2 separate regions of the Mus musculus genome follow, and region 2 is linked to region 1. A link is a loop called in an ENCODE intact Hi-C map of the cell type or tissue named here. Cell type or tissue: gastrocnemius. All regions are shown on one strand. Each heading gives the region's core, and the rest is flanking DNA. Links, peaks and the distances in the headings are about the cores only. Region 1 has its middle 12 kb from the start of Gm22307. Region 2 has its middle 17 kb from the start of Mrpl15.

Region 1 (2,924 bases), core at 231-2,730:
ATATGTTGTTAACATAGAACAACACTTCATTTTTGTCAATAGTTCAATAACCTTCCTTTATATGAATATGGTACACTTTATTTGCCACTCATCAATGGATATGTTATTCAGTAAGCAGCTCAATTGCATCTATTTGGGGTTATTATAAATGATGCTATTATAGACATTTATGCACAAAGTGTTTTCCTGTGCAGATTTACACTTTGAAGCTCCTTAGGATAGAAACACCAGCCATATGATGACTGTAACACCTGAGCAGCATTTGGGCTGCTTTTCAAAGCAGCTTCACCGTTATAAATGTACTAGCTGTACATTTCAGTTTGGGGTCTCCATTTCCTTACTGGTACTCATTGATGCTTGTTTTGTTTATGCCTGTATTTGGTTTGTTTGTTTGTTTGTTTGTTTGTTTGTTTGTTTGAAATGAGGTTCTCACATAGCTCTCACTGTTCTGAAACTCACTATGTAGACCAGGCCAGGTTCCAGCTCTGGGATTAAAGGTGAGCACCACATGCCCAGCTAGCTAACATGTAAAGAGTAGGTTAGACTACATTAAATGGGCTCCCATTGCTGAGCTCCTGTCCCAGCTTCCCCAACCTTCATTCTCTGCCCATTTGACAGAATCTCCTAGTTCCTCCCCTCTCTTCTTTATAGGATGAATAATATTCCTTTGTATGAATAAACTCCACTGAGCTAAATATCATTATGGTTCAGATAGGAGTCTGACTTTATTACTTCACATGTGGAAATACAGTTGTTTGAGTATCTCCTGTGGCCCTCTAATCCCTAATAGAGATAAGTATTGGGATTTAAATTCCTTTATTATTTCAAACTATTAAGTGTCAGAAAAAGAAAAATCAAAATGCTGTTGCAGAAGATTTGTTTTAGAGGTGACCGTACATACTCAACATAAACAGTAAAGAAAAATAAAAAAAATAAAATAAATAAAAAACAAGCAAAACCATGTGGTATTGTGAGTCTTTTCTTAAGCTTTATAGTTTTTCTATTTTTCCATTTTACAAATCAAATTGTAGACTGCCACTGCACATGGACACTAGCTTACAGAAGCTGTAACTTAGAAGAATCTTTATTAATCATGATCATTACCAACATTCAACTGGAGTGGCTTTCATAAAGCACCAATGCTCATAGAAAAAGGAAAGAATTGTGAAAAATCACTTGTGCATCTGAGTTGCCAATAGGTGGCGCTAGCCATTAAGTCAGTATTACATTTGTTTTTACAATGTCCTAAGATTAATAACCTATAAAAATTCTCCCACTGAAAAGACAAACCACCTTCAGGAAAGACACAGATGAGCAGGATAAGATGGCTCCGTTTTCCTTCTCCCAATGCAGTTAGATTCAAACCCGTAGTCCTCAAAGACAGTTCAGCTGGCTGAAACAGGGACCTGATTACAGATTTGAGTTGTCCAAACATTCAAGAGAGGAGCCTTGGTCCTGTCTATGTTGTCTCTAGGGATCACTGATGCCATCACCTCCCACTCTTGGATCTACCTTTAAAAAATATCTGAGAAGCCGGGCGTGGTGGCGCACAGAGGCAGGCAGATTTCTGAATTCGAGGCCAGCCTGGTCTACAAAGAGAGTTCCAGGGCAGTCAGGGTTATACAGAGAAACCCTGTCTCGAAAAACCACAATAAATAAATAAATAAATAAATAAATAAATAAATAAATAAATAAATATCTGAGAAAAGTAGAGGATTATTTAATATTTTCTTTAATTTTTGCAAGAAAACAGATGGAATTTCAGAAGTGAAGGGTCTACTGGCTCCAGCCAGGTTGTTGCCAACAAAACATAAAGGATTAATAATGAGACAGAATTCAGTAACTTGTGTGCATCTCCTACATTGCTGTAATGGGTGTCAATCAGTCTTGCTGTCTGGGAATTTAAGTTATACAAATGAAGTGTGTGTGTGTGTGTGTGTGTGTGTGTACACTACTGATTTTTACATTGAGAACTTGAATAATTCCAAAATTGATGTACTTTTGCAACACACACTACATGTTAGAGTAATACCATAGACTGAACATAATGACTCTGCTTCATTTTTATTTGTGGTCTCATACTACAGAAGATGGCAGTTAGGCAAATAAACATCATGCTGTTATTTGGTATAAGCAAAGATGTAAATGGAACTTGGAAGACAAAATTAGAACTTGTAATAATATAATTTTTCATATTAGTTCAAACTGAAATTGTTTCATGCTATATGGAAATCCTTAATTTTTGTCTTTAGTAGCATGTATTTAAAATGGTGGATGGTGAATGTTAGCATGTACAATGAGAACCACCAGGATGAAGGGATGCTCTTTCTGGGCACTGGCAATATCTAGAAAACCTCTTACTGACTCTGCACAGAGCACTGAGCGCTCACTCCTCAATGATGTTGTTGCAGAGAGACTTAAGTTTTCTACGGGAATTTCATTAAACATAGCCTAATTCAGTTGTCTTCCACAGTGTTCCCAGGGTGAGCAGTTTGAGTCTGTTAAGCTGTAAAGCCAATGACCCTGTGTTTCCCAATGCATCTCATGTGTGCCTTCAACTCTTTATAGCTTTGAATAAACTTAGGATCAGATGAGAAATGTCCTAGTGCACCGAGCACAACATTGAACACAGCAGTTCATGAAACCTCGCCTTTTTCCTACATGCAGTTTTGTGAATGTACATTGCAGGACTAAAGCTTGCAGGTTTTTCAAAGCAAAGACAACTTTCTTCACCCACCTTGCAGTGTCTGCTGTGACAGATCGTGTCAGATCGATACTGCTGTCCTCTCCTGTCCAGCTAAGTGCAGTTTCTCCACAAGCACCACCACTTCCCTGCCTTTGAAACAATATCAGGGAGATCACCCTGTGACGGAAAGTGCACTAGCAGTTAACATCCCTAAACAGGAAAAAAGTGCATGTGATGA
Region 2 (2,924 bases), core at 178-2,677, 250 kb after region 1:
GATAAAGTTTGATATTTCTCTCACTTTTTTTCTTCTAGTTTTTGAAAGTAGAACATTTGTTTTGCAACAGATCAATGAAGTCCTCAGAACGAGCCTGGGCTACACAGCTGCTGTGGGAGCTGTTCCTTCTAGGAATCCACATCTGGATCTATAACAGTTTCCTTTTTGTTGTTGTTATTTTGTTTTGTTTTGTTTTTTCGAGACAGGGTTTCTCTGTATAGCCCTGGCTGTCCTGGAACTCACTCTGTAGACCAGGCTGGCCTCGAACTCAGAAATCCGCCTGCCTCTGCCTCACAAGTGCTGGGATTAAAGGCGTGCGCCACCACTGCCCGGCCTATAACAGTTTCTAAGTGCCTCTTTAGCCCAGCCCTGACAGCGCATCCTAGTTCTGCTTCCTCTGGTGCTCGTGCACACGGTCGCCATGCTTCCCACAAGTCCACTCCTGAAGATAGTAAGCCTTAAAACCACAAGATGTATCAACAGGCTGATCAGCTGGGTGGTAGAAATAAGGACATCTGTGCTTGACCCAAGTTCAGAAAACAGCCATTAAAACCTGGAGCGGCTGAGTATCTGCCATCTCATTTCTGCAAGCTTACAAGAGGGTGAGGAGCCAGGACATCTGTGCTTGGCCCGAGGCACAGGAGCAAGACTGGAGGTGCTTGCCACTGCTGCTGTCATGTTGTGGCTATTGCTGGGCGCTCCCTGTAGCTGTAGGCCTCAAGTCTCAATTTATAGATCTGTTTATTCTAAAGGAAAGAAGCAGGAAGTTCATTTTTATCAGTGACCTTGACTGGATGTCTTTGATGATGTTTAATAGGCTAAAGGTTCCGCAGTTTATTTATATCATTAAAAAATGATGCCATCTTTCTTGTATTTTTCACATCTCTTTAATGAGTGTGTTTCCTGAAGTCAGTCACACACACAGTTTAAAGCAAGTATTCTTCAGTACGACTTACTAATTCTTATTGTGGCTTCATCCTGACCGATGATATAAAGTGAGCGATATTATTTCCAAATATTTACCTGAACTTGTAATCTATTGTTTCTGGGCTTTTGTTTGTTTTGTGTTGTTTGTTTTAATTTTTTTTTTATTTTAATGGTGATATTTTAAAACCTTTTTCTCCATAATATTGTATAGAGCAGAATTTACATATTATATGTCACATTTTTAATCTTCTAATCTCCTTCTTTAAAAAGCAAAATGATTTGTCAATTTAAGAAGGTTATTTACAAAAAAAAAAAAAAATTACAGGCTGGGTGTGGTAGTATGCAACTTTGATCCCAGCAGTTAGGAGGCAGAGGCAGGCAGATTCCTGAGTTCAAGGCCAGCGTGGTCAACAGAGTGAGTTCCAAGACAGTCCTGTTACAATAAGAAATCTTGTCTCAAAAAACAAAAACAAAAACAAAAATTACAGCAGTGGAAACAGCCTAAGAAATTTTAGGAAACAGTGTCACCTAGTGGTCACACACGGCACTGCAGAAATGTTAACTTGATTTCGTGTCCCATTTCACTTACAAAGACCACGCTGACCCTGAAATTAGAGAACCAGTTGCCTGTGCTTCCCAAATGTTGTGATTAAAGGAGAGAGACACCATGCCAAGATTCCTGCCCTACTTTTGAAACAGCCTCTCAGGGCTGTTTTTACTCTCAGGTAAAATTTCTGAATTCTATTTTGCCTCTTAGTGGCTGGCATAAATCAAATTATAAAGACTCTTTTGGTCTGGAGAGTTCACTGAACTATCCAGAAATGAAAACAGCCAAGTGGGTGCTGCAGCTCACCTCCAGCTCTATTAGTTCCCAGGGAGACTCCAGTAGCCAGAGCATTATCTCCGCTGCAATTCGGCTACCTAAAGGAGGAAGGCTTTCTTCCCAGAATATCTCCCTTTAACTCTTTTTTAATGTGTTATTATGTGTGGCCATGATGTTGGAGAATTGCCTTGGTACACACGTGGAGGCCATGTGGAGTTGGCCTCTGCTTCCACCTTCGCCATGGGTTCCAGGAAGTGAACTCAGATCAATAGGCTTGCCTGGAAAAGAGCTTTAGGCACTGAGCCATGCCATCGACCCTGTATAGTTCAAGGATGAATGTCAACCAGGCTTAGTGACGCATGTTTGCAATCCTAGCCCTCTAGAAACAGAATCAAGTTCAAGTCTAACTTAGAGTATGTAGTATTTTTCTAAAAAAAAAAAAAAAAAATCCTGTGCTTAATGGCGATCCCTTTCACTAGCACATCGGTCCATATATCCCTTCTTCCGTGCTGGCCATCAACCATAAGAAGTACTGTTATCCACACAATTTTGCTGGCAAGATAACTGAAGCTCACAAGAATTCCTGGCTAACTTGGTTTATGCACCAAGGACCAAGCCCTTCAAAACTCCTTCCTTAATCCACTTTGCTCCCATGTTCAACACTGGCTTGTGACTGTACACTCTCAGCAACTTCACTCTGTGTATAATATACCAAAAAGTAAGAGCTTGTCAGCTGTGTATCCTTAACACAGTTAGGATACCATAATATCCCCCTAGGAAACTTGAGATCAACATCTGAAACAAAGTTTTGGGGGGATTGAAGAAATTCGGTGTGAAAGCAGCTGCTACAACTTGAGATTTGGCTGTCTTTCCTTCGGTTTTTTTTTGTTTTTTTGTTTTTTTGTTTTTTGTTTTTTTTGTTTGTTTGTTTGTTTTTTTTGTTTTTGTGGTCACCATCTATTACAGAACTTGGGTTTGTTCCACCAGACCTAGGTTCTAATCAATCCCTTTGAAACTTACTTCAGATTCTGTCCATTGTATTTCAGTGGTTTGGTTATCCTAGTGTCTGAACCTCTGAGGCAACTGCCTTTCTAATTTCAATGTGTCTAGCATTGTGCCTGTGTGTGTGCCCTTGAGAACTGTCGATTGTAGAAACTCATGAATACTTAATATT

Evidence for each region. Hi-C counts contacts between places; a loop is a spot of excess contacts. Peaks named below come from ENCODE experiments on the same cell type or tissue, not always from the same donor. Only the 100,000 strongest peaks of a DNase experiment are listed, where the experiment ranks them.
Region 2: it touches region 1 in a loop (10-fold over the local background); 30 of 42 quality-filtered maps call a loop at or near these places.

What each region holds. Positions count from the first base shown.
Region 1 is chr1:4,515,544-4,518,467 of GRCm38, forward strand. No RefSeq gene overlaps it. Among named protein-coding and RNA genes, the nearest start is that of Gm22307, 12 kb to the right of the region's middle. In gastrocnemius, for the core only: a CTCF peak has its summit at 1,205 (motif pointing right); no DNase peak of the experiment used is centred there; H3K4me3 peaks cover 655 bases; H3K27ac peaks cover 1,058 bases.
Region 2 is chr1:4,767,097-4,770,020 of GRCm38, forward strand. No RefSeq gene overlaps it. Among named protein-coding and RNA genes, the nearest start is that of Mrpl15, 17 kb to the right of the region's middle. In gastrocnemius, for the core only: a CTCF peak has its summit at 1,463 (motif pointing left); DNase peaks (open chromatin) are centred at 626 and 1,442; H3K27ac peaks cover 700 bases.